7 separate regions of the Homo sapiens genome follow, and regions 1, 2, 3, 5, 6 and 7 are each linked to region 4. Evidence: chromatin contacts called from ENCODE Hi-C or POLR2A ChIA-PET data. All regions are on one chromosome and are shown on one strand. Each heading gives the region's core, a stretch centred on a gene start or an enhancer-like site at or near the end of the contact. The rest is flanking DNA. Distances are from core to core; before and after follow the strand shown.

Region 1 (3,707 bases), core at 846-3,345, 1.6 Mb after region 4:
GGAAACCAACCACATGTGAAAATAGGAGACTCTAGCCAGGCGTGGTGGCAAGCTCCTGTACTCCCAACTACTCAGGAGGCTGAGGCAGGAGAATTGCTTGAACCCGGGAGGCGGAGGTTGCAGTGAGCCAAGATCATGCCATTGCACTCCAGCCTGGGTGACAGAGTGAGACACCGTCTCAAAAAAAAAAAAAAAAAAAGAAAGAAAAAGAAAAAAGAAAGAAAAGAAAAAAAAAAGAAAATGGGAGACTCTAGGCTGGGGCCTGTGGGCTAAATTGGGGTAGGAGGCCAGGCACAGTGGATCACAACTGTAATTCCAGCACTTTGGGAAGCCAAGGCGGGCAGATCACCTGAGGTCAGGAGTTCAAGACCAGCCTGGTCGGCCGGGTGCGGTGGCTCACACCTGTAATCCCAGCACTTTGGGAGGCCGAGGCGGGTGGATCACAAGGTCAGGAGATCGAGACCATCCTGGTTAACACGGTGAAAAACCCCGTCTCTACTAAGAATACAAAAAAAATTAGCCGGGCGTGGTGGTGGGCACCTGTAGTCCCAGCTACTAGGGAGGCTGAGGCAGGAGAATGGCGAGAACCAGGGAGGAGGAGCTTGCAGTGAGCCAAGATCGTGCCACTGCACTCCAGCCTGGGCGACAGAGCAAGACTCCGTCTCAAAAAAAAAAAAAAAAAAAAAGACCTGCCTGGTCAACATGGCGAAACACTGTCTCTACTAAAAATACAAAAATTACCCAGGCATTGTGGCACATGCCTGTAATCCCAGCTACTCCAGAGGCTCAGGCAGGAGAATCGCTGGAACCCAGGAGGTGGAGGTTGCAGTGAACCGAGATGGCGCCACTGAACTCCAGCCTGGGCGACAGAGTGAGACGCCTACTCAAAAAATAAATAGGCTGGGTGCAGTAGCTCACGCCTATAATCCTAACACTTTGGGAAGCCGAGGCAGGCAGACTGCCTGAGCTCAGGAGTTCGAGAACAGCCTGGGCAACATGGCGAAACACTGTCTCTACTAAAAATACAAAAAATTAGCTGAGTGTGGTAGTGCGTGCCTGTAATCCCAGCTACTCGGAGGCTGAAGAGGGAGAATCGCTTGAACCCGGAAGATGGAGGTTGCAGTGAGCCGAGATCACGCCATTGCACTCCAGCCTCGGTGACAGAGCGAGACTCCATCTCAAAAAAAAATAAAAAAATAAAAAATAACAAATAAATAAATAGGCCTGGAGTGGTGGCTCACGCCTGCAATCCCAGCACTTTGGGAGGCCAAGGCAGGCAGAACACCTGAGGTCAGGAGTTCGAGACCAGCCTAGCAAACATGGTGAAATCCCGTCTCAGAAAAATAAATAATGAATAAATAAATAAATAAATAGGCCGGGCGCGGTGACTCACGCCTGTAATCCCAGCACTTTGGGAGGCCAAGGCGGGAGGATCCCCTGACGTCGGGAGTTCCAGACCAGCCTGACCAACATGGAGAAACTACGTCTCTACTAAACAAATACAAAATTAGCCGGGCGTGGCGGCACATGCCTGCAATCCCAGCACTTTGGGAGGCCAAGGCGGGAGGATCCCCTGACGTCGGGAGTTCCAGACCAGCCTGACCAACATGGAGAAACTACGTCTCTACTAAACAAATACAAAATTAGCCGGGCGTGGCGGCACATGCCTGCAATCCCAGATACTCGGGATGCTGAGGCAGGAGAATCGCTTGAACCCCGAAGGCGGAGGTTGCGGTGAGCCGAGATCGCCCCTTTGCATTCCAGCCTGAGCAACAAGAGCAAAACTCCGCCTCAAAATAACTAACTAAATAAATAAATAAATTGGGGTGGGAAGGCATTGACCCTGAGCTGAGAGAGAACTGGCTCGCTGTTGAAGCAGGGCCACGCATTTGATTGACAGTTCGTTTGTTGGAGGGGCGTGGTCACGCTCGGAAACTCCGCCGTGACGTTGCAAAAGCTGGAATCTCCGCGAGAAGTCCTGTCTTACTTCCACTTCCCACCCTTCGGGTTGCGGTCTCGAAACCCCGCCTCTCTTCGTGACGTCAGCACGCCGGGCGCGGTAGGCTATAAAAGCCTAGTGGCCATTGTGTTCGTTGCTCTTATCGGTTCCCATCCCAGTTGTTGATCTTATGCAAGACGCTGCACGACCCCGCGCCCGCTTGTCGCCACGGCACTTGAGGCAGCCGGAGATACTCTGAGTTACTCGGAGCCCGACGCCTGAGGGTGAGATGAACGCGCTGGCCTCCCTAACCGTCCGGACCTGTGATCGCTTCTGGCAGACCGAACCGGCGCTCCTGCCCCCGGGGTGACGCGCAGCTCCCAGCCGGTGAGTAAGGGGTCGGAACGCCTGGGTCCCCACGGGGCTGGGGGCCCGGATTTAGAAAGGAGAAGGGGTTGGGAGCCTGGAGTCCTGAGCCTGAGGGAGGAGGGATCTGGAAGCCAGATTCTTGGGTCCCCCGTGAAGGAATCATCTGCCAAGTAGGGGGTCGGGTCAGAATGTTTCAGTCTGCGAGGGAGGAGGGTGTGAGGGTTTGATTTGTCAATCTTCAGCAGAATGAGAGAGCTAGGGACTATGACTTTGTCGCCAAGGGAAGCAAGTAAAGACTTTTGTTCTTGGTTCTTGGGACTGGGAGTTCTGCGTCTGAAGAAAGAGAGGGCTGGGGGCTTGGACCCTTGGATCTAAGGCAGAACTAGGGGCTCAGACTCCTGGCTATTGAGAGATAAGAACAGAGCCAAGGGACAGAGATGGGCGTGGCCGAGATCAGAAAGGAATTTGGGACTCTCGCGTTGCTATTTACAATAGTTGTGTTACTATTTCCGTTGCTATGACTCATAGTCACGCCCGGATGCCATCCTCTAAATGGCCCCTAAACTTTATTTTTTTCTCCCCCTTTTCCAGCCCAGACACATGGCCCCAGGCCAAGCACCCCATCAGGCTACCCCGTGGAGGGATGCCCACCCTTTCTTCCTCCTGTCCCCAGTGATGGGCCTCCTCAGCCGCGCCTGGAGCCGCCTGAGGGGCCTGGGACCTCTAGAGCCCTGGCTGGTGGAAGCAGTAAAAGGAGCAGCTCTGGTAGAAGCTGGCCTGGAGGGAGAAGCTAGGACTCCTCTGGCAATCCCCCATACCCCTTGGGGCAGACGCCCTGAAGAGGAGGCTGAAGACAGTGGAGGCCCTGGAGAGGACAGAGAAACACTGGGGCTGAAAACCAGCAGTTCCCTTCCTGAAGCCTGGGGACTTTTGGATGATGATGATGGCATGTATGGTGAGCGAGAGGCAACCAGTGTCCCTAGAGGGCAGGGAAGTCAATTTGCAGATGGCCAGCGTGCTCCCCTGTCTCCCAGCCTTCTGATAAGGACACTGCAAGGTTCTGATAAGAACCCAGGGGAGGAGAAAGCCGAGGAAGAGGGAGTTGCTGAAGAGGAGGGAGTTAACAAGTTCTCTTATCCACCATCACACCGGGAGTGTTGTCCAGCCGTGGAGGAGGAGGACGATGAAGAAGCTGTAAAGAAAGAAGCTCACAGAACCTCTACTTCTGCCTTGTCTCCAGGATCCAAGCCCAGCACTTGGGTGTCTTGCCCAGGGGAGGAAGAGAATCAAGCCACGGAGGATAAAAGAACAGAAAGAAGTAAAGGAGCCAGGAAGACCTCCGTGTCCCCCCGATCTTCAGGCTCCGACCCCAGGTCCTGGGAGTATCGTTCAGGAGAGG
Region 2 (3,718 bases), core at 795-3,294, 1.5 Mb before region 4:
AAGGCTGCGCGCAGTGGCTCACGCCTGTCATCCCAGCACTTTGGGACGCTGGGGCGGGCAGATCACCTGAGGTCGGGAGTTCAAGACCTGTCTCTACTAAAAATACAAAATTAACCAGACGTGGTGGCGCATGCCTGCAATCTCAGCTACTCGGGAGGCTGAGGCGGAGAATTGCTTGAACCCGGGAGGCGGAGGTTGCGGTGAGCCAAGATTGCACTCCGCCTGGGCAACAAGAGCGAAACTCCGCCTCAAAAACAAAACAAAACTAAACAAAAAACCATAAAAATAAATATAGGGCCAGGCGCAATGGCTCACGCCTGTTAATCCCAGCACTTTGGGAGGCCGAGGCGGGTGGATCACCTGAGGCCAGGAGTTCAAGACCAGCCTGACCAACATGCAGAAACCCTGTCTCTACTAAAACTACAAAAATTAGCCAGGGCGTGGTGGCACATGCTTGTAATCCCAACTACTCAGGAGGCTGAGGCAGGAGAATCGCTTGAACCCGGGAGGCAGAGGCTACAGTTAGCCATACCACTGCACTCCAGCCTGGGTGACAGAGGGAGACTGTCTCTAAATAAATAAATAAAAATAAATAAAAGACTTGCCTAAGGTCATATAGCAAGTAAATGGCAGAACTAATATTCTAGACTGCTTTGTTCGCTGTCTCTACTCATCACATTGTATATTTCAGTATGGAGAGAGGACTAAATTATAGTGCTGAAAGCACAGATTCTGAGCCAGGCTGCCAAGATCGGAATCCTGAGTCTAGCAATTAATGCTGGATAGCCTTGGGAAAGTTGCTTAATTTCTCTGTACTTCTGCTTCCTTTCTGTAAAATGGAGAAAATAACAGCACCTACCCCTCAGGGGTGTTATCAGAATTAAATGAGTTAATGTGTACAAACAGCTAAGGACAGGGCCAGGCATTTTGTAAAACAATAAGCGTTAGCTGTAATCCACAGTGGGGAGCCCCTACATGCTTCTGAGCTGGGGTGTGTGCCCAGATCAGTGCCAGCTTTTGAGAAAACGCCTCTGGGACTGGACTGGAAAGGAGGAAATCCATTAGCACCTGTAACCCAGTCACATTCCGGGGGCGGAGAACTTCCCACCAACAGCTCTGAGACTGAAACTTCACAGCCCAGCTCTCCCACTAATAGTAACGATTTTAATGACTCCCTTTAACCCTGTTCTCAGAGGCATGCTTGCTGTTCCCATACTACAGATAAGGGCACTGAGGCTCACAGATTTGTCCATGGCACAAAGGGGTGGAAGAATAGGGGATATGAATGCTGTACTTCTCATAGGGATAAACCATTACACTCTTCTAAATTCCACCGGGGAAGTGAGGGTGCGAAAGCCTGTCTCGATGGCCCTTTCTGGCCGTATTATCCTACAGTTCTGTGCCTGTCCAGCTTACCGGGAGTCTCTGGCGGGACTAGGGAAATTATCACTACATCCAGGCCCCTAATTTCACGCTCCTTACCCCACCCTCAGTCCTGGAGCCTAAACCCACACTCTATCCTACCACTGATTTCTCCCTCCTACCTCCTCAACTTGCCTTCCTGCCCCCAATCCGATCCAGAGGCCCCAACCCATTGCGTCCACCGTTCGCCTGTCCCTTGGAGCTTCCAGACCCCCTCACTCATCCTAACCCTGATCCTCATACCCTCGCCGCAGGTTAAGCCCCCATCGAAATCGACCCCTTCAGGGCCTCTACCTGGATGTCCAGCCCAGTCTCCAACTCGGGGCCCACTTCCCCAGCTCTGAGCCCCTTTACAATCAATTCCAAAGCTCCACTCCCACCCCACCTCCAAGACCCCTCCCCAAGCCACCATTCTTCTACTACTACCTCCGGCTCCCATTCCTCCCAGTCCTCTCCCCCAGGCAATCTCCCCTCACCCAGCCCCTTCTTTCGCCCCTGCCTCTTCCCCCTCGTCACCCGGTCCCGAACCCCCGTCCCGACTCTCCAGCGCCCCCGGCCCGCGCCTGGGCTCTCACCATCGCCGCGCGCTGCATCTCCCTCGGCTACGCGGGTTTCCCCCACTCGCTCCTCTCCAGCCTCCCCTTCCGGGTTCTCGTCCCGAAGCCCGCTGGGAATTGAAGTCCGGGCAGCCACGGACTACATCCCCCAGAAGGCAGCACGGTCAAGCTTGGAGGTGGGGTAGGAAGCAAATTAGGCGGGCGGAGGAAAAGAACGACTCGAACTCCCGGGAGACAAAGCCGGGGAGGACTTGGCAGCGCAAGCGCAGGGTGCTTCCCCGCTGGGCGCGCTGGGAGATGGAGTCTAGCCAGGAGGGCTCCATTTTTGCCCGAGGCCCTTGGGAAGGGAATTGAGAATATTGCAATAGGGTGTTGGTGAGGGGTGGAGAGTTGGGGAAGAGCAAATTTATTGATTCATTTGTGCCGATCAACACAATAGCTAACAGCTCCTTGTGCTTTTCCAAACTCCTTCCCATCCATCCCCTTCTTTTTTTTTTTTTTTTTGAGACGGAGTCTTGCTCTGTCACCCAGGCTGGAGTGCAGTGGCGCAATTTCGGCTCACTGCAACCTCCGCCTCCTGGGTTCAAGCGATTCTCCTGCCTGAGCCTCCTGAGTAGCTGGGATTACAGGAGCCCGCCACCACGCCCGGCTAGTTTTTGTATTTTTAGTAAAAACGGAGTTTCACCATGTTGGTCAGGCTGGTCTTGAACTCCTGACCTCATGATCCACCCGCCTCGGCCTCCCAAAGTGCTGGGATTACAGGCGTGAGCCACCGCGCCCGGCCCGTCCCCTCCTTTCTTACCTCCTGATTTACAAATGAGAAAATTAAGCCTTAGGAGGAAGGAAAGTCCCATACATTAGGAGTTAGTCCACATCATAGAATAGCAGCTCCACATCGCTCGAGCCCAGGAGTTCGAGGCAGTGAGCTAGTGTTACACCACCGCCCTCCATGCAGTTCAGCCTGGGCGACAGAATGAGACCCTGCTGCCTCTTAAAATAAAAGAAGGCCGGGCGCGGTGGCTCACGCCTGTAGTCACAGCACTTTGGGAGGCCGAGGCGGGCTGATCACAAGGTCAGGAGATCAAGACCATCCTGGCTAACACACTGAAACCCCATCTCTACTAAAAATACAAAAAATTAGCCGGGCTGGGTGGCGGGTGCCTGTAGTCCCAGCTACTCGGGAGGCTAAGGCAAGAGAATGGCGTGAACCCAGGAGGCGGAGCTTGCAGTGAGCCGAGATCGCGCCACTGCACTCCAGCCTGGGGGACAGAGCGAGATTCCGTCTCAAAAAAAAAAAAAAGAAGAAGAAGAAGAAGAAGCTCCAGGAGGGCAGAGATCTTTGTGTACCTTGTTCAAGCACCTAGAACAGCGTAAACATGTGTTCAGTAAATATTTATTGCATCGGAACTATATGCCAGACACCCTACAGACAACCCTGGTAGGAATTACAATCCCAAATTTATAAGGCAGAAAGAGATTAAGCCTCTTGTCGCTGGCAACACAGCCAAGAAAACGATTTGAACTGAAATGTATTGGATTTCAGGGTTTCTACTCTTGACTAGGTCGTTAGATCATCTCCCCTTAAGACGTATTTTCCAGGCTGGGTGCGGTGGCTCATGCTTATAATCTCAGCCGGGAGACTGGCTTTAGTCCAGGAGTTTAAGACCAAACTAGGCAGCAAAGTGAGACCCTCGTCTCTACCAAAAAAAAAAAAAAAAAAAGCCCAAATCTTTTATTCT
Region 3 (3,521 bases), core at 362-2,861, 1.2 Mb after region 4:
CCCCGCCCCGTCCGCCCCATGGCTCCCGCCCCCTCCCGCCCCATAGGGCCCGTCCTCACCAAAGCCGCTGTCGTTGCTGGGAAACCCATCTCCGGGGGTGGCGGGGTGGGGAGGTGTCGGGGGCGCTGGAGGCGTTGACGGGTCCGTGTCCCCCTCGGGGGGGGCCTGGACGCTCAGCTCGTTGGTTGGCGTCTCCTGTGAAGGCAGATTAGGGGGAAGCCAGAGGGGACAAACCTTCACGTCCCATTTACCGCATCCCCCAAAAGCAACAAAACCGGCTAATATTTCTGGGGCTCTAGGAATCCCAATTTGTAATCACTGACTCGCACGCTCTGGAGAGGTGGCTGGAGCCCCTAATCTGGCTTCGAAGCCTTGGGCCAGCCTTAACCTCAACCTGGCCAGAGGCTCCTTTCCTGACAGCGGAGCCCCGCGCACAGCTAAGTAGCCCAACGCAGGGATTCTCTCCTGGCTCATTAACGTGAGGCCTCCACCGGATCCCCTAACCCAAAGCGATCTCCATAAGCCCCACCCCGTCCACGTCAGTCCCACCCACCTCTGAGATCTTGACCTGCTCCAGTGGCCCTCCCAACCCCTGCCCCATCCTGAGCGCATGCCGTGCTGGATGCTGTGACCCTGCCCCTGAGCCCTCCCTCAGAAGTAGACCTGCTCCCGCCCTCCAAGTCCCACCCCTCTGAAAACATTTCAGTGGCCCAGGCCCCAGTTCTTGGCCTTGTTTCCATTCCTTTCATAATCTCAGCCCAGTATGCCCGCCCCAGGTTCATCTAGACAAGGTCCCAGTTCCTCAGCACCACTCGCCCTCCCTTTTTCTCTTCAACACCATATCCTGTGTTTTTCTTTTTGTTTTAGACAGAGTCTCACTGTCGCCCAGGCTGGAGAGCAGTGTTGTGATCATGGCTCAATGCAGCCTCAACCTCCTGGGCTCAAGCGATCCTCCCACCTGAGCCTCCTAAGTAGCTGGGACTACAGATGCGCACCACCACACCAAGATAATTTTTTTCTTTTTAAGAGACGAGGTCTCGCCATTTTGGCTAGGCTGGTCTCGAACTCTTGACCTCAAGTGATCCTCCCGCCTCGGCCTCCCAAAGTGCTGGGATTACAGGCGTGAGCCACCCGGGACAGGCCTAACTCTTAACACATTCCTCAACCCATCTCTCTAAAGACCCGTCCCAGTCGTTAGGTTCGCTCATCCCTGACCTCACCCCAGAATACGTTAAGACTGCCTGCTCCATCTCTGAAGCCCACCTGCAGCCTAGCCATGGCCCTTCCCTAGTGGGTAAGATCTGCTCCAACCCGAACCAGCCTACAGACACTAGAACTCTAGTCAACAAACCATGCCCAAACTCTCACTAGGCCCCTTCACCATCCAGGCCTCTTCTCAACACTTCCTCCCTAGCCTCTCCAGGATCCCATACTTGACTACCCAGTACCCCCTCTTTCCTTCCAGACCCACACTCTCTCTCCAGACCTCTCCTCGCCCTCTAGACCACGCCCCCGTCACAAGCCCTGCCCTCACCCTAGGTCCCGCCCCAGCTCTAGGCTCGGCCCATACTCCTGGCCCTGCCCCATTGCCAGGCCCTGCCCTCACACTCAAAGCCTCCTCCCATCTTCCTAGTCCCGCCCCATTTCCCTGACCAGTCTCTCCCCAGACCCCGCCTTCACCCCTCAGGCCCTTCCCGCGCCCTGCTCCATCCGCCCCGCCCTAGGCTCCGCCCCCATTCCAGCCTTGGATTTTCTCCAGGCCTCCTCTTGCCGCGCCACAGACTTGGCCTCCCTCAGGCCCGGATCCAGACTCTGTCCCGATCCTAGGCGCGGTCTCCTTCCAGGCCCCGCCCCCGCTCTAGGCTCAGCCTGCCTTCAAACCCTGCTGTAGACCCCGCCCCACCCTAAGCTCAGCCTTCGTCTAGGCCCCGCCCCAGGCCCTGCACCTCTAGGCTCGACCTCCCTCCAGGCCCCGCCCTGGGCTCCGCCCCCCAGCCCGCCCTCTCCCTGGGCCCCGCCCCACTCTAGCTCGGCCCCGCCCCAGGCCCCGCCCCACTCTAGATTGGGGCTCCCCTTAGGTCCCACCCCAATTCAGCTTGCCCTCCCTCCAGGCCCCGCATCACTCCAGCTCGGCCTCCCTTCAGGCCACGCCCCACTCTAACTCGGCCTCCCTCCAGGCCCCGCCCCACCCTAGCTCGGCCTCCCTTCAGGCCCCGCCCCACTCCAGCTCCGCCTCCCTCCAGGCCCCGCCCAACTCTAAGCTCGGCCTCCCGCCAGGCCCTTCCCGGCTCTAGGCTCCTGCTCCCTCCAGGCCGCGACCCCGAAACCGCGCCCTCTCGGGTTCCGCACCTGGTCGAAGAGGTAGACGGTCACGTCCCCGTGGAAGGAGACCATCTTGCGCTTCCTCTCCAGCTCGCTGTCCTCTGGCTCGTCGGCCCCGCGCGGAGACTTGAGCAGCCCCCGCAGCGGGCGGGCCGCGTCCGCGTCGGCGCTGCTCACCACGACGGGCACCGGGGCTGCTCGCGCCCTCCCGGGGCCCCGCGGCCCCGCCGCCGCGCCCGGCGCCGCCGCCTCCTCGTCCTCCTCCTCGTCCTCGTCCTCGTCCTCCCCGTCCTCCTCCGCCGGCCCCGGCGCTCCCGCCCCGCCGGCCTCCCCGCCAGCCGCCCCGGCGTCCGCGCCCTCCCACGGGGGCCGCCGCGGGCCCGGCCCCGGGAATGGCGTGAGCGTGAGCGGCGGCAGCGCCAGCGAGAGCCGGGAGAGCCTGGCTGCGAGGGGAGAGACCTGGTGAGCCCCTGTCCCGGTGAAACTGAGGCAGGCCCTCCCACCTAGCTGTGTGGCCTCAGATAAGACCCCCGCACAATCTGGGCCTCAGCACCCACTTTGTGAACGGAAGGGCTGCACCAGGGCTTCTCCAGGCAGGGTGGGAAAGGTCCTCTCCAGTGCTCAACCTCCCCAGAGCTCCCCAGTGCCAACGGCTTTAAGCCGCAACTTCCCACAGCCCACCAGGCCCTCATGCCCTGGCCTACCTGATTTCTCTGGCCTCTGTCCCCACCTCCTCTGGCCTGACCTCCATCTAGCCACATGGGCCACCCCACCATTCCTCCCACCGAATAGCTGGGACTACAGGCGCACGTGCCACCATGCCCGGCTAATTTTTTGTATTTTTAGTAGAGACGGGGTTTCACCATGCTGGCCAGGCTGGTCTTGAACTCCTGACCTTATGATCTGCCCTCTTTGGCCTCCCAAAGTGCTGGGATTACAGGCATGAGCCACCACACCCGGCCAGATCCACCTCTCTGAGCCTCTGTTTCCTCACTGGCAAATGAACAAGGGTCACTTAGCCCTCCATTACTGCATAAGTGAACTGCCCTTTCTGAGCTGATGGCAGGGGCAAGAGGAGGGTGGAGGTGGGGCAGGGAGAAAGATGAATGCAGACGGTCCCTCTCAGGTCCTCGTTCTCTCTACTCAAGTTTTACTACCTTTTGCTATTCTCTAAACATGGTGAGCCAGTGCACATCTCA
Region 4 (3,556 bases), core at 727-3,226:
GTGGGATTAGGATTTTGGGGGCAGAGCCAAGGAAGGACTGGTTAGAATAGCAGGCGTTGGCGAAGGAAAGGGGAGGGCGGGTCCTCTAGGACTGGCTTGGTGGAGGTTGATGAAGGCCGTGAGATGGGGCGGGGGTGGGAGAGGACAGTTTGCAGCCTTGGGTGGCGCGGGGGCCCAGACCCTCTGTCTTGGGCCACTTGTTGGTCGGGAGCCAGATCTCGCCACACCCGCGTTTCCTCGATTGTAAACGGTTATGTTGGGAGTGTTTGCTGCTGCGTGGGTCCGCTGAGAGGATTAGTCTGGGCCCCGTAAACCGCTTAGCGCCGAGCCTGCTGTGGCAAGGGCTCGAACTGGATGAGAGACGTGGCTAGACGGGGGAGGGGTGCTGGGCCGGGGGGGAGGTGGGAAGACTGCTCCCCTCCGCTGACTCAGCCCCTTCTCTCCTCAGAGGCAGGCCCCGAAGGCCAGGAGACGGCGGAGATCACCGACTTCCAGAGGGTGCGTTTCTGCAAGGTGGTGGCGGCCCCTCCGCTGCCGGGGGCCGCTCGCTGACCGCGCCCGCCGGACCGCGGCCTCCGCGCTCTGCACTAACCTCCCACCGCCTCGCTCCTCTGTCCTCTGCTTCTGCCACACTCCAGCCAGGAGAGGGTTAAATCTAAGGGGGGAGGAGCCAGGGTCTGCGAGCCGGGCGGGGCCAGGGCAGTAGTCGGGTGCAGGCCCCACCAACGGGGGACGTCACGGCACTGGGACGGCTGGGACGCTTCCGCGTTAGTCTCCCATGGAGGCCCTGGGCGGCTCGAGCCAGTCTTCAGGCCGAATCTCCCGCCTCCAGGATTGCATCCGAGGCCTGGCAGCCGGTGACACTTCCGAAGGGCTTGAATTACTCGGGCGCCAGCCCTGTCGTATTAAACGCAGTGCTTCCGCTCACCCTTGAACTGTGTTTCTGGAGGGGGCAGGCTGGGTCGCTGTGCTTGGCGGGCTTTTCTGTGGCGGAAGAGGCGGAAGGAAGGGGTCTTCCTCCACCCTTCTGATCCGTCTTCCCTCCCCCCTCCCGCAGGCCTCCCCGAATTCCTGAAGACGCTGCTGGGAGGGGACTGAAGCTTCCCCGCCTTGATGGGGAGGGGGCGTGAGGAGGGGTTTATCTGGATTTCCAGGCTGTGTTCTTTCTACCCCAGAGCCTAGTCTGGACCCCTTGGCTCTAGGGAGAGGGAAAAGCTGACCGTTGGGGAGGAGCTGGGAGAAGGGGCGCGATTGCGGTGAGGGGCGGAGCTGGAACCTCGGGGCCTGAGGTGCTGAGGATACCTGAAAGCGGGCTGAGAGTGTGCTGGAGGAGGCGGGTCCCGCGGGGGCGGAGCTAGGCTGCCTGGGCGGGGCCGGAATCCTGACAGGCGGAGTTAGAGCGGGGGGCGGGGTCAGCGCGCGCGGGTGGGGCTCTGGCCATGGGCATGGGGCGGGGCCGTCAGCGGGGGCGTGGTCGGGGTGTCGCGCGGGAACCCGCGCGGGAGGAGAGCGGGGATTCCGGAACTAGAGTGTGGGAGCCAGAGGCCGTAGCGGGCAGGGCTCGAGCACTGGAGTAGAGCAGTCCGACAGGTAGAGAAGTGAGACTGGCTGCGGCACAGGGCGGGTTAGGGCTCCAGGCAGGGCTTGAGCGGGACGAGGGGGCGGGCTCCGAGGCGGGCTAGATGCCTGGGCTGGATGAAGTCCGAGTCTGGGAAGAGAACCGTGTTGTGGCGGGAGGAGGCGGTGATTGGGGTGGTGGGGCTAAGCGCGGGGGCGGGGCTGGAGCGAGGGGGGCGGGGTAGCACCTCCGCCTGTCGGTGGTGGGGCGGAGGCTGGAGGGGGTGGGCCTAGGATGCGGAGGCGGCAGCTCGCGTGGGGGCGTGACCATGCTGGCGGGGGCGGGGCCGGAGGCGGGCGGTTTAGAGAGCGGGGCGGTCTGCGGGGTGGGGGCGGGGCCTGGTGGGGGCGGGGCCTGTGCGGTCTGCGGCGCGGAGCCGAGTGGGCTGCGGGGATGCGGGGGACCAGCTGCGTGGGCGGCGGCGCCGAGAGCCCCGGAGGCGCGGGGCTGAGCGAGGGCCCGCGGGGGCGCTGGCTGCGCTTGGCTCCGGTATGCGCCTACTTCCTCTGCGTCTCGCTAGCTGCCGTGCTGCTCGCCGTGTACTACGGTCTCATCTGGGTACCCACGCGGTCTCCCGCGGCACCCGCCGGCCCACAGCCCAGCGCGCCGTCCCCTCCGTGTGCTGCCCGCCCGGGCGTGCCGCCTGTCCCGGCGCCCGCCGCTGCCTCCCTCTCCTGCCTCCTGGGAGTCCCCGGCGGGCCGCGACCCCAGCTCCAGCTGCCGCTGAGCCGCCGCCGCCGCTACAGCGACCCTGACCGCCGTCCGAGCCGCCAGACACCCAGAGAGACGCCAGAGGCCGCGGAGGGGCGAAGACCCGGGTAACTCTCCCTTCCACCCCAACCCGGATCGCCAGCCCTCGAGAGCTCTGTGCTCCACGCCGAGGATGCACCGTCTCTGGATTGGTCCGGCCTTCTTCCTAATGACATCGCTCAGCGTCTCTGGAGCCGTCATCCCGCGGAATGGGGGCCCAGGGGGTGTCAGCTCGGGGCCTTGCCTCTTGCAGCTACTCTGTGGTCAGGCCGGGTCCTCCACCATCAGGAAGATCCCATCCTGAGCTCTGTCTCCTGCCCCTCCTGCTGTGGGATGCTGAGCACAGAGCCCACAGCCCATCTGCCTCTTCACCTCCCTGAATCCGTGTCCATCTGCAATAAACGACAGCCTCGGCTGCCTCGTGCTGTGTCTGTCCTGTTGTCTGCAGAGATGCCTCCCCTCCCAAGTTTGTGTGGGAAAGACCTTCCTGGGGTGTGGCCTTTGTCTGTTTTGTCCCGGGTGGGCTGTTCCCCTTCCTTAAGGAGCTCTTCTTTTCTTGGAGTAGGGAGAAGCAGCTTAGCAGCAGCAGGGCCTTTGAAGGTCAGACAGTGGGAAGGGCTTCCCAGTTTTTTGTGTGCTTGGAGCAAAGGACAAATGTCTCTGGGGAGAAGCAGAGTGTCTGCCCTCGTGTTACAGCACAGGAGACAAGAGGAGGGGTGGGGTGATATAGGACAATAGCTGGGGTTCTGGGAATTGCTGTTGGTGTAATTATCATGTCAGGGACAGAGGCTGAATCACCCAGGGATCTCAGTTGGCTGCCGAGAGGGAACGATGCTGGCCCACTTCCTGGGGTCAGAGAGATGAGAGTGGATGGCGGCGGCGGTGGTGTTGCTTCTCAGCCTGTCTGGAAATCTCAGAGCCAATGACCAAAGCGCTGTGCTGCCTTGGAAGACTGGTGCAGCCTCTGGCCTGGGGCGCTGCTAGGAAACCAAGGCCGGGAAACTGAGGTCTAGCTTCTGGGCAAGGAGTCCGAGGTGGGGAGGCCATGTTCCATCCTGGAAGACTGAGGCCTGGCTCTGGACAGGGCCTGGGATCTGACATGCAGGAAGCTGGTTCCTGTCCAGCCTCCCCGCTTGAGCTGGAGGCCTTCCCAGGAGAGTGAGGCTGAGCATCTTCTCCCACGCTGTG
Region 5 (3,434 bases), core at 264-2,763, 1.4 Mb before region 4:
GTTACTAGCTATCGGAACTGAGGCAAGTCATTTCATTTTTCTGAGCTTCAGTTTCCCTAGCTATAAAATGGGGCGAAGGACAGCATCCACCTCACAGGGCTGCAGCAAGGCTTTGATGAGACATGTAAAAGGCTTGCAACAGCGCAGGCACACAGCCTACTCTGAAGACACTCACCTGCACGTCGGTCCTCCCGGCGGTCTTCCGACAACACGTAGCGCTGAGGGCAGGCGCTTGGGGGCGGCGGCTGTGAAGAGGGGGCCGCAGGGGGCTCCTCCGCCCCAGCACCTGCCCCCGGCGCCGCCACACCTGGCCCCAGGATGGCAAAAATGGTCTCCTCTTCCGCGGAGAAAGCGTCCTCCGCGGCGGGCCCGGCGCCCTGCGTGGAGTGCGGCACGCGAGCGAGCTTCTCCTTGGTGCGGCGCTTGAAGTCGTTCCAGCGCTTCTGCACCTCCTGGCCCGTGCGCTTCCAGCTGGTGATACCGTTGATCTTGGCGGCGATGCCGTCCCACACGCGCCGCCGCTCTGCCACGCTCACCCGACGGCTCTGCGCGCCGTAGAGCTGCGGGTAGTGGGCGCGCACCTCGCGGATCAGGATCTGGTTCTCTTCGAATGAGAAGCGCGGCTTGCGCAACCGGGTGGTTTCCTCCGCTTCGCCCGCCGCCGCCGAGGCCATGGCGCCCCCCGACGCCGCCGTCCTGCCGTCTGGCGCATGGGGGGCGCCGGCGCTGCGGGCAAAGGGCGCACGGGGCTGGCTGGGGTTCGGGGTCCCCCCGCCGCCGCCTCTCCCAGACCGCCGGGCCGAGAGCTCCTTAGTCCCCGGGGGCAGGAGTGGGGGCGGGGGGCGGGCGGGGGCGACGGGCACCCGGGTAAGTCGGAAGCGCCTAAGAGTAGCTGACACCGGCTGAGCGCTTGGCTCGGACTTCGCGCGGCGCGAAGTGCCACGCTGAAGAGTTGATAGAAATTGGGGGAGGGTCTGGAGGGATGGAAGGAAAGGAGGAAAAGTGCGAGGAGAGGAGGTGTCTGCAGGAGTTAGAGAATGGGGGCACGGGAGGATAGGAAATGGAGGGAGGATGGGGGTGCCTCGGGGGGGTCTTAGATGCATGAAGATAAGGAGATGCGGAAGGGGGGATGCAGCAAGAAGGGGGGAATCTGGAGCAGAGGAGGCGCTCTAGGGGCTCTAGGGGGCAACGGGGCGTCTGTAAGACCGATATGAGAAGGGCCCTTAGAGGGATGTCCAGGAATAATGGTGAGGTGGGAGCTCCTGTATCACTGGAAGAGCTGGAACGATCAAATATTAGGGATCAGGGTCTGCGAGGATTGTGGGGGCTCTGGGGATTGCCAGAAATTAAGGGGAGCTCTGGAAATAACGGGGGTCCCGTATCACAAGGAGACAACGGAGGCTACGGGGGACGGCAGGGAGAGCGAAGGTCGCGGAGGGTGGGGACCGAGTCGGGCCACGGGTCACTCACCGGCTCCGCCGCAGCCGCCGGTGGGTCAGGGCTCGGGCTTCTGCGGCCTGTTCCCACCCCCCGCCTCCCTCCCTCCCCTCTTTCGGCCCCGCCTCCGGCCGCCCCGCATGCCAAGGCGCAGGCGCGCCCAGGGCCAGTCGGCCCCAATGCCCTTACCGCCAGGGTTTCATTCCCACCTACCCCAGCACAGCGCAGGCGCAGAACTGCGCTCCGCCGAGCCCCACCAGCAGGCCGCAACTGCGCAGCCGCAACGTTAGCGCCGCGCGGGTACCCCAGCTTCCTGGGGCCACAACGGCGCACGCGCAAAAACTCCATCGCGCGCATGCGCGTGCCTCGGGTTGTACCCGGTACCGGGTCTCGGCGCAGGCGTTGCGAGCTTGGATGGGAGAGATGCTGGGAGCGCGCCAGTACCCAACCTTTCGGACAGTCTTCCAGCCCACCCTGCCCTCTAACCAAAGGGGAGGGAGACAGCGCTGAAGGGAAGCGCTTTGTCTCCTTGACAACTGTGTGGGTGGGGTGGAGGCGTGAGGAAACCGCTTTGCCTCCTGGCTTGCCCGCCCCTGCGCTGGGCCGCTCCAGAGCTTCCCACCTCGCACCCCTAGAGGCTGGGCGTCCTGGGGATGTCCCGCCCCGGGCGGATGCAGTAACCATAGCGACCCACAAGCCTTCCAGTCACGCCTTGGGGGCCCCTCTGTGCGCACCTTTACCTCGAGGAGCGGGGAAAATAAGAGGGAAGAGCTTCCTGGCTGGTAGGAAGGGAGATCCTGACGCCGGCACGACTTTAAGCAAGTGCATGGAGACAGGAATGAAGCCAGAACGCAGGTGGGGTGAGCCGCATGGCAGGATGATGGAGCTCAGTCCGGCTGAGAAGTGTGTTCGTTAGCATCCTGCAGGAGTCCTCAAGGTCATTCGACAATTGGTGCTTCATTCATCGACTCAATAAATATACATGAGCACTTACACAGTTCCTGGTACAATGAACATAAAAGCTAAAATCCGTAGCCTGGGCCGGGCGCGGTGGAGCTCACGCCTGTAATCCCAGCACTTTGGGAAGCCAAGGCGGGCGGATTACCTGAGGTCAGGGGTTCGAGACAAGCCTGGCCAACACAGTGAAACCCCATCTCTACTGAAAATACAAAAACTAGCTGGGCATGGTGGTGCATGCCTGTAATCCCAGCTACTCGGGAGGCTGAGGCACGAGAATCGCTTAACCCCGGGAGGCAGAGGTTGCAGTGAGCTGAGATTGCACCACTGCACTCCACCTGGACGACAGAGTGAGACTCCGTCTCAAAAAAAAAAAAAAAAAAAATACATGCCTGTAGTCCCAGCTACTTGGGAGGCTGAGGCGGGAGGATCGCTTGAGCCCAGGAGTTGCAGGCTGCAGTGAGCTATGATCAGGCCACTGCTCTCCAGCTTGGGCAACAGAGTAAGACCCTGTCTCAAAAGAAGAGAGAGAGAAAAAAAAGGCCCCTCTGCCTGCTGTGTGGAGGGTGGGTGGGAGGGAGCAAGACTACTGGGTAGAGTCAAAAAAAGTCATGAGCAGGGGTAAGAAAAGGATTAGGAAAGCGAGGGGAGACTAAACTAAGACAGGGACAGTGTCAAGGGGGACACGGAGAGACATTTGAGAGAATATATGGAAAGCATGGTGAGTGTCGCGCTAGCGAGGGAAAGGAAGATGTCTAGGTGAAACCCAAGTCTCTGGCCCAGGTTCTCACTTGGGGGTGTGGGGTCAGGTAAGATGTGGTGAATGTAAGGCTGGGTGCAGTGGCTCACGCCTGTAATCCCAACACTTTGGGAGGCTGAGACAGGTGGATCATCTGAGGTCAGGAGTTCGAGACCAGCCTGGCCAACATGGTGGAACCCTGTCTCTATTAAAAATTCAAAAAAAAAAAAAATAGCTGGGTGTTGTGCCATGTGCCTGTAATCCTAGCTACTCGGGAGGCTGAGGCAGGAGAATCTCTTGA
Region 6 (3,541 bases), core at 1-2,500, 1.6 Mb before region 4:
GCCACCGCGCTCGGCCTCCCCCAGTATTCGTAAAATCGCTGCCCCTTAACATTCATTTCAATAGGACTAATTATCTAGGACCACTCCCGTTATCGTTTAAAACATGTTTTTCATAATTAAATTTTTTTTTTTTTTTGTAGAGACGGGGGTCTCGCTATGTTGCCTAGGCTAGTCTCGAACTCCTGTGTTCCAGCGATGCTCCGCCTTGGCCTACTAAAGTGCTGGGATCACAGGAATGAGCCCCCGCGCCCAGCCCAGGGCGTTATCTGATAAAGCTGTCCCCTCTCCCGAAGTCACGATGCGTCAAAGGCCCCACGCCCGTTCTCAAACTCATCAGGAGAAAAGCAGGACGCTGCATCCCTAAAACATCTGCCCCTGCCCCCCCCGCTCTGCTCAACCCTTCCCACACTCAATCGGTCAAATATCCACCCTCAACCTCATTCCCGCCGCCTAAGCCTAGCCCGGCCTCACATGATGGTCACTACGCTCTCCGTTCACTCCCGTTTCCTCCGCGTTGCTGCTGCCTGAGGAGAGAGAGGCGGGACTTCCTCTTCCTGCGACCCACTTCCGTTGGCGCCTGCGCAAAGCCAACCAGTAAGTGGAGGCGTGGCCTGTTGCCACAGCATTCCCCACCAACGGTGCACAATGATGGAATAAAAGCTTCGGGTAGGGGTTCGCGGCCAGTCAGAACCACACGGGGGCAGATGTTTATGACAATGAAGACAAAAGGAAAGGCAGTCTGATTCAAACCGTTTCTTGAAGAATGGTACAGGTTGAAGGAGGGAAATGACAAGCTATTTCCAAATGCCCGCCGGCCGTGACTTCGGGGGCGCGGCCTCCGTGAAGCCAATCCGCTCCTCGCTTCGGAGACAGGCACCGCCCCTCTTCCCTCTGGGACGCGTTACTGACGTATCTACTGATCTTTCCGACCCTGCGCCACCAATCCCCTGCCTACATCCGGAAGGGGCATGGACCTGCGCCCGGGAGATCGAATATTTTCCATGATCAAACGCTGTTCATTGGCTTTCCCTCCTCCGCTAAGGCGGAGCCTACTTCTCTTGCGCTCCCATTTGGGTCGTGCCATTCTCAGGGGAACCAACCCCAATACCTAAGGGAGGCTGGGAGGCGTGTCCTCAGGACCGTAGTTCTTATTGGTTTCGCTGCTCGCTGTGGGGTGGGCTGGTGCAGCCGCAGCTGTTGCTTATTGGCCCACCGATTCCATGGGGAGGAACTTGGCTGGGCCTAAACTCAATCCGTGGTCTGGTACAGGTTTCAGGGCAAAGCGGCCATGCGTTCCGGGGGCCGCGGGCGACCCCGCCTGCGGCTGGGGGAACGTGGCCTCATGGAGCCACTCTTGCCGCCGAAGCGCCGCCTGCTACCGCGGGTTCGGCTCTTGCCTCTGTTGCTGGCGCTGGCCGTGGGCTCGGCGTTCTACACCATTTGGAGCGGCTGGCACCGCAGGACTGAGGAGCTGCCGCTGGGCCGGGAGCTGCGGGTGAGGCTGGGCGGGGACCCGGGCACCGCGGGGACCCTCATTCCCTCCCCGCTGTTACCCAGGGTTGACGTGGCTTTAGCGTACGGCCCTAACCGCAGATGCCACCGTCTTCGTCATCTGAGCGCATGACCCTTACCAAAGGAATAAGGCTTCGGGCTGGTTCTGCAACAGTAGCTTCCTTTTAAGAGGAAAGGTCTGAAATAGTAAGACGGGGGGGTTCAGGGTTCTACGCCTTTAGTCAACTATTTGGAAGAGTCCCTTCCTCCATCTCCCCTCTCTCTCACTGGGCCTCGATTTCCCCATCAAGTTTGAGGTAGGCTGGACCGGATGGTCTTGGAAGGACTTTTCCTGAGCCTTGGATTTATCCTAGAAGTCTCCGATGCTGGAGGCGGCAGATTAGGAAGAGAACCCGGGGCTCCTCGCGGGTGACGGCGCCCGGGGTAGGGTTGAAATGGGGGGGTTGCTCTCATTCTTCCCTTCCCTATCCCACCTCCTTCCCAAGGTCCCATTGATCGGAAGCCTCCCCGAAGCCCGGCTGCGGAGGGTGGTGGGACAACTGGATCCACAGCGTCTCTGGAGCACTTATCTGCGCCCCCTGCTGGTTGTGCGAACCCCGGGCAGCCCGGGAAATCTCCAAGTCAGAAAGGTAAAGGGACCCACCTCCAGTCCCTGACCCCCTAGCCCTCCAGGGAATGGGAAATAAGAATCCTGTTCAAGATCCCAAAGAAGCTAAGAGGAGGAACTGGGGCTCTGACTGGAGTTAATCGGACTCTAGACTCCATGCTGGTAACAAACCACCAGGCTGTACTGCCCCCCTTAATGCCCCCACCAAAAGCTTACTGTGTGCTAGGCATAGGCAACAGACAGCCCTATAAGGTGGGTACCAATATGATCTTCATTATGCAGATGGGGAAACTGAGGCTCAGAGAGGTTATACACATTGCACAAATCCTACAGATAATAAGTAGTAGACCTTAGCCGGGTGCAGTGGCTCATGCCTGTAATCCCAGCACTTTGGGAAGCCAAGGTGGAAGAATCACCTGAGAAGTTTGAGACTAGCCTAGTCAACCTAGTGAGACCCAATGTTTAGAAAATCATAGACCTAGAGTTGAACCCAAACAGGTTGGCTCCGAGCTGGTGCTGTAATGTATCTGTTGTCTTCCAGAAAGCATGAAGAGTCATTTAAAGGCCAGGCGCAGTGGTTCACACCTCTAATCCCAGCACTTTGGGAGGCCGAGACAGGCAGATCCCTCGAGATCAGGAGTTTGAGACCAGCCTGGCCAACATGGTGAAACCTCATCTCTACTAAAAATACAAAATTAGCCAGGCGTGGTGGTGGGTACCCGTAGTCCCAGCTACTTGGGAGGCTGAGGCACGAGAATCACTTGAACCCAGGAGGCGGAGACTGCAGTGAGCTGAGATTGCGCCACTGCACCCCAGCATGGGTGACAGAGCGAGACTCCATCTCAAAAAAAAAAAGTCACTTAAATACTGCCTGAGTCCCAATGCTACCTCATCCACTTAGATTGTGACCTTGGACTGGTTTCTTTTTTATTTTATTTTATTTTATTTTATTTTGAGATGGAGTCTCACACTGTCGCCTGGGTTGGAGTGCAGTGGCGCGATCTCGGCTCACTGCAACCTCCACCTCCCAGGTTCAAGCAAATCTCATGCTTCAGCCTCCTGAGTAGCTGGGATTACAGGTGTGCACCACCATGCCTGGCTAATTTTTTGTATTTTTAGTGAGACGGGGTTTCACCATATTGGCCAGGCTGGTCTCAAACTCCTGACCTTATGATCCGCCCACCTCAGCCTCCCAAAGTGCTGGGATTACAGGCGTGAGCCACCGCGCCCGGCCTGGACTAGTTTCTTAACCTCTCTGAGCCCATTTCCTCATCTGTAAAATGGGGTCATGTATTGGCAGTCCCTCCCCTAAATGGTTCCTAGAAGAGGGCTTAGCACACAGTGAGAGCTATTTAAGGGTAAGCTGTGATGAGTCTTGCTGGCTTCAAGAGGTGGGGTCTCCCCAACATCTGGCACCCAGTA
Region 7 (3,873 bases), core at 1,331-3,830, 1.7 Mb after region 4:
TTTGGCCCTCTTTCTCTGGGCCTCTTTCCACCCCTGGCACCCAGACCTCTGGCCCCCTCTCTCTGGGTCTCTGTCCCCCCCTCTGGATCTCTGGCCCCCCATCTCTCTCTGGGTCTGTCCCCCGACCCTGAGTTTCTGTCTCCCTCTCTCTGGGTCTCTGTCCTCTCTCTGGCTGTCACTCTCTCTTGGGTCTCTGTACCTCCCCTCTCTCTGGGTCTCTTTCCCTCTCCCCGGTCTCTGTCCCCCGCCCCCGGGTCCCTGTCCCCGCCCCCCCAGGTCTCAGTCCTCCCTAGTCTCTGTCCCCTTCTCTCTGAGTCCCTGTCCCCCCTCTCTCTGGGTCTCTGTACCCCCTTCTCTGGATCTCTGTCCCCACCTCTCTCTGGATCTCTGTCCCCCACTCTGGATTTCTGTCCCCTCCCGCCGGGTCCCTCTGGGTCTCTATCCCCCCCACCCCTGGGTCTCTGTACCTCCCTGCCTCTGTCCCCCCCCACCTCTGTCCCCCCCTCTCTCTGGGTCTCTTTTCCCCTCCCTCTGGGTCTCTGCCCTCCTCTCTCTAGGTCTGTCCCCCTCCCCTCTCTCTCAGGGTCTCTGTACCCCTCTGTCTCCGGGTCTGTTTTCCCCTCTCTCTGGGTCTCTGTCCCCCTCTCTCTCAGGGTCTCTGTCTGAGTCTCTTTTTCTCTGGGCCTCTGTCTCCCCACCCCACGTTCTCTATGGTCTTCAGATCCTGTCTCTCTCAGCCCCTCCTCTCCCTCCACCTATGGGCCCCAAGGCCCCTCTCGGCCGACTAAAGGTCTCTGGGCTGAGGTATGACATTTGGTAAATGAGTAACTCGGGCCCCACAGTCAACGGGGTGCTTTGGACGGCTGCCCCTCCTCCATGGACTCTTCCCAGAGACCCCAAGTCAGGGGAGAGAGAGGGGCAGAGGATCAATGAGTGTACACTGAGCCACCACCCAGAGTGAGGGGACAATATGGCCACAGGCAGGATCCCAGAAAAAAAAAAATTATGGGAACCAAAAAGACACGGAGACAAAGCACACAGCCGGCTTCCAACAAGGGGGGACCTTGGGGTAGGGGGCCCGATTTGGGTCTGAGCCAGGTCTAGTTCTGAGGGTCCCACCAAAAAAGTCGGGGAGTGCCAAGGGGATGAGGTCAGCGAGTGGCCCCACCCCCATCCGTCCCCGCGGGGGCCCCTTCCCGCGCTGAGCTCAGCATGACTCAGCAGTCGCTGCCTGCAACAAGGACCCCAGATACCGGCCTGGCGGGGCATCTGCAGATCCCCTCGGTCAGGGGCTGCCCCGCCTGGGCTGTTCGGAGCAGCTCCTCTGTAGGGCAGGGCCTGACCTCACCCCACACCCCAGTGGCTTCAGCTCCCTGCCCAGCGCACGGGCTGCCTCCATCAGGGCACTTAAGTAGAGTCAAGGTTTGCGCCGACTCCGTCTCCCAGAAATCAACGTGGACCAGGCCCACTTAAAAAATATGCATTAGTCGAAGACAGACGTCTCGTCCATAGGTCCCCAGACTGTTTGTCCACAACGCAGGGCTTCTCTTTGTGGGCCTGAAGGAGCACACGTCAGGCAAGACACGAGGGCAACTTCAGAGACACTGTTCAGGGCCACGGAGAATTCTCGAAGTCTGTGAGTTGTCTCCAAAACAGCCTCCAGGAAATGCAATCCCAGAGACACCGCAAAGCTCAAAACAGACTTTTCATTCCTCCCCATTTCCACTCCCAGAAAAAGCCTGGGCCCCTGAAAGAGCTCCAAGGTATCCCCAAAGTCCCAGCCCATCTTTGGAGGGTTCCAGAGGGCTGTCCAGGGTTCCAGAAGTCACCCTACCTCATACAATGCTCCTCCTGGGCTTCCCGCACTGGGTGAAACCCACGGCTCCAGAATAACTGCCCTTTCCAACTTGCAGAGCACCTCAAGAACCTAAAGATTTCCCCGGGGAGGGCTCCAAAATATAGAGAGTTTGCATCGTGAACCCCCACCCCTGTAAATCCCAGGACTCCAGTCCCCGCAACACTCCATCTTCCAGAGATCTCCAGGGGTCCAGAAATAACACCTCACAGCCTTCCAAGCTTCCCAAGGATCCGGAGACTCCTTATCTCGCAGCGCAAACCTCAGGCAACTACAGGTCCTCCCTGCACCTTTGAGGTGCCCCTCCCCCCACTCAAGGTTCCAGAAAAATCCATGCCCTCGGAAACCCCAGAATCTTACTTTCCCGAGGCACCCCAGGACCCCAGGGTCATCAGTTCACAGGGCTGTTAGTGCTCCCATAAAACTCTAGCCTCCCAGAGGGACCCCAGCCCCCACCCTCCCGCCCACGAACCCCTGCATTTCCAGAATCAGCCCCAGGGCCCCAACCCCCCCAAGCCCCCATTTCACAACACGCTGGCGCTACAGGCGCGTGACTTCCCCTTGCTTTGGGGCGGGGGGCTGAGACTCCTATGTGCTCCGGATTGGTCAGGCACGGCCTTCGGCCCCGCCTCCTGCCACCGCAGATTGGCCGCTAGCCCTCCCCGAGCGCCCTGCCTCCGAGGGCCGGCGCACCATAAAAGAAGCCGCCCTAGCCACGTCCCCTCGCAGTTCGGCGGTCCCGCGGGTCTGTCTCTTGCTTCAACAGTGTTTGGACGGAACAGATCCGGGGACTCTCTTCCAGCCTCCGACCGCCCTCCGATTTCCTCTCCGCTTGCAACCTCCGGGACCATCTTCTCGGCCATCTCCTGCTTCTGGGACCTGCCAGCACCGTTTTTGTGGTTAGCTCCTTCTTGCCAACCAACCATGAGCTCCCAGATTCGTCAGAATTATTCCACCGACGTGGAGGCAGCCGTCAACAGCCTGGTCAATTTGTACCTGCAGGCCTCCTACACCTACCTCTCTCTGGTGAGTCCCCAGGACGCCCCTGGCCCTAATTTCCTCCAGCTGCGCACCTCCGGCCCTCACTGCACGCGCCAGCCTTCTTTGTGCGGTCGGGTAAACAGAGGGCGGAGTCCCCTTGGCCTCGCCTCCCGCTAACCATTGTTGCCTCCATCTCTTCCCGTAGGGCTTCTATTTCGACCGCGATGATGTGGCTCTGGAAGGCGTGAGCCACTTCTTCCGCGAATTGGCCGAGGAGAAGCGCGAGGGCTACGAGCGTCTCCTGAAGATGCAAAACCAGCGTGGCGGCCGCGCTCTCTTCCAGGACATCAAGGTAACTAGTGTGTGGGTAATGGACTACATCTCCCAGCAGGCCGTGCGCGCGAGGAGCCTTGATTTGAGGGCGTAGGTGTCGCGTGGGCTTCTGGGAGATTGAGTTCGGTCTTGTGAGCCCTCTTAACCGCTGGAAATAGAGGCGCACCTCGTGCAGTGCCCACAACACGCGGCAGTCCACACCGCTGCGTGGTCTTAGGGACGTATAGCTGTAAGAGCTAGGACAGGGTGCGGAGAGTGATAAATACAAGCTGTCACATGTCTTTGTGGCCTGGGCCTCTGACCCCCAACGACTCTTGGGAAATGTAGGTTTAGTTCTATGTGCCGAGTGTGTGTATTCTGAGCCATTTCTCCCTTCTATATAGAAGCCAGCTGAAGATGAGTGGGGTAAAACCCCAGACGCCATGAAAGCTGCCATGGCCCTGGAGAAAAAGCTGAACCAGGCCCTTTTGGATCTTCATGCCCTGGGTTCTGCCCGCACGGACCCCCATGTACGTACCCGCTGCATCCATGGCTACCCAACCATACCCCTCAAGCCTCTGCTCCCTTTGGGCAAATTTCCTTCAGAGCCTCATTTCACACCTGTCACATTTTAATCTGCAACTGGCTGCTCTCTCCCCCTCTTTTCCAGGGATTGGGTTTCTAATTTCTCCCTCTTCTCTCTCAGCTCTGTGACTTCCTGGAGA

What was found. A loop is a pair of places that touch in the nucleus more often than their neighbours do. ChIA-PET counts read pairs that join two places held with the same protein, here RNA polymerase II (POLR2A). Pooled maps may share reads with other maps.
Region 1: a pooled map shows a loop between it and region 4 (11-fold over the local background). The contact joins the promoter of PPP1R15A here to the promoter of INAFM1 in region 4. A Hi-C loop is called at or near these places in 8 of 50 pooled maps. POLR2A ChIA-PET finds 5 or more read pairs at or near these places in 2 of 52 experiments (GM10248 and WTC11).
Region 2: a loop to region 4 is called in a pooled map, with 5 times the contacts of the local background. The contact joins the promoter of FBXO46 here to the promoter of INAFM1 in region 4. A Hi-C loop is called at or near these places in 1 of 50 pooled maps. POLR2A ChIA-PET finds 5 or more read pairs at or near these places in 2 of 52 experiments (H1 and activated T-cell).
Region 3: a loop to region 4 is called in a pooled map, with 11 times the contacts of the local background. The contact joins the enhancer-like site here to the promoter of INAFM1 in region 4. A Hi-C loop is called at or near these places in 1 of 37 single-sample maps with no recorded cell type and 8 of 50 pooled maps. POLR2A ChIA-PET finds 5 or more read pairs at or near these places in 2 of 52 experiments (Caco-2 and activated CD4-positive, alpha-beta T cell).
Region 5: a map of naive thymus-derived CD4-positive, alpha-beta T cell shows a loop between it and region 4 (13-fold over the local background). The contact joins the promoter of MYPOP here to the promoter of INAFM1 in region 4. A Hi-C loop is called at or near these places in 1 of 168 maps with a recorded cell type or tissue (naive thymus-derived CD4-positive, alpha-beta T cell) and 8 of 50 pooled maps. POLR2A ChIA-PET finds 5 or more read pairs at or near these places in 1 of 52 experiments (WTC11).
Region 6: a loop to region 4 is called in a pooled map, with 16 times the contacts of the local background. The contact joins the promoter of QPCTL here to the promoter of INAFM1 in region 4. A Hi-C loop is called at or near these places in 5 of 50 pooled maps. POLR2A ChIA-PET finds 5 or more read pairs at or near these places in 2 of 52 experiments (GM10248 and activated CD4-positive, alpha-beta T cell).
Region 7: a pooled map shows a loop between it and region 4 (7-fold over the local background). The contact joins the promoter of FTL here to the promoter of INAFM1 in region 4. A Hi-C loop is called at or near these places in 4 of 50 pooled maps. POLR2A ChIA-PET finds 5 or more read pairs at or near these places in 2 of 52 experiments (GM10248 and GM12878).

The regions. Positions count from the first base shown.
Region 1 is chr19:48,870,326-48,874,032 of GRCh38, forward strand. PPP1R15A (protein phosphatase 1 regulatory subunit 15A) reads left to right here and starts at 2,096. Exons shown (of 3, transcript NM_014330.5): 1 at 2,096-2,326; 2 at 2,900-3,707. The coding sequence starts at 2,909. RefSeq lists enhancers at 1,041-1,653, 1,654-2,265, 1,924-1,983, 2,094-2,203, 2,864-2,953 and 3 more and cis regulatory regions at 1,743-2,316, 2,503-3,003, 3,163-3,663.
Region 2 is chr19:45,728,852-45,732,569 of GRCh38, forward strand. It overlaps FBXO46 (F-box protein 46), which reads right to left and starts at 2,045. Exons shown (of 2, transcript NM_001080469.2): 1 at 1,998-2,045. RefSeq lists a silencer at 900-1,194 and enhancers at 2,043-2,152, 2,243-2,372.
Region 3 is chr19:48,491,345-48,494,865 of GRCh38, forward strand. LMTK3 (lemur tyrosine kinase 3) reads right to left here. Exons shown (of 15, transcript NM_001388485.1): 12 at 2,350-2,765; 13 at 60-195. Among named protein-coding and RNA genes, the nearest start is that of LMTK3, 19 kb to the right of the region's middle. RefSeq lists silencers at 1-30, 1,610-1,819, 1,819-2,010, 1,840-2,319, 2,510-2,559 and an enhancer at 2,572-3,072. Within about 2 kb of position 1,612, at least 26 of the 41 ENCODE cell types and tissues checked have a DNase peak (open chromatin) inside an H3K27ac peak, as active enhancers do.
Region 4 is chr19:47,272,909-47,276,464 of GRCh38, forward strand. It overlaps INAFM1 (InaF motif containing 1), which reads left to right and starts at 1,977. Exons shown (of 1, transcript NM_178511.6): 1 at 1,977-2,815. The coding sequence starts at 2,012. The coding sequence ends at 2,440. It also overlaps a transcript of CCDC9 not described here. RefSeq lists silencers at 359-668, 1,279-1,538, 1,899-2,348.
Region 5 is chr19:45,901,100-45,904,533 of GRCh38, forward strand. MYPOP (Myb related transcription factor, partner of profilin) reads right to left here and starts at 1,514. Exons shown (of 3, transcript NM_001012643.4): 1 at 1,471-1,514; 2 at 176-726. The coding sequence starts at 674. RefSeq lists enhancers at 1,277-1,326, 1,757-1,866 and silencers at 1,517-1,566, 2,127-2,206.
Region 6 is chr19:45,691,416-45,694,956 of GRCh38, forward strand. QPCTL (glutaminyl-peptide cyclotransferase like) reads left to right here and starts at 1,251. Exons shown (of 7, transcript NM_017659.4): 1 at 1,251-1,495; 2 at 1,998-2,141. The coding sequence starts at 1,289. It overlaps SNRPD2 (small nuclear ribonucleoprotein D2 polypeptide), which reads right to left and starts at 538. Exons shown (of 3, transcript NM_001384647.1): 1 at 472-538. The coding sequence starts at 473. RefSeq lists enhancers at 74-794, 613-742, 753-882, 1,408-1,958.
Region 7 is chr19:48,962,729-48,966,601 of GRCh38, forward strand. FTL (ferritin light chain) reads left to right here and starts at 2,581. Exons shown (of 4, transcript NM_000146.4): 1 at 2,581-2,881; 2 at 3,042-3,188; 3 at 3,553-3,678; 4 at 3,855-3,873. The coding sequence starts at 2,780. RefSeq lists cis regulatory regions at 1-40, 980-1,480, enhancers at 1,162-1,271, 2,821-2,870 and a silencer at 2,411-2,570.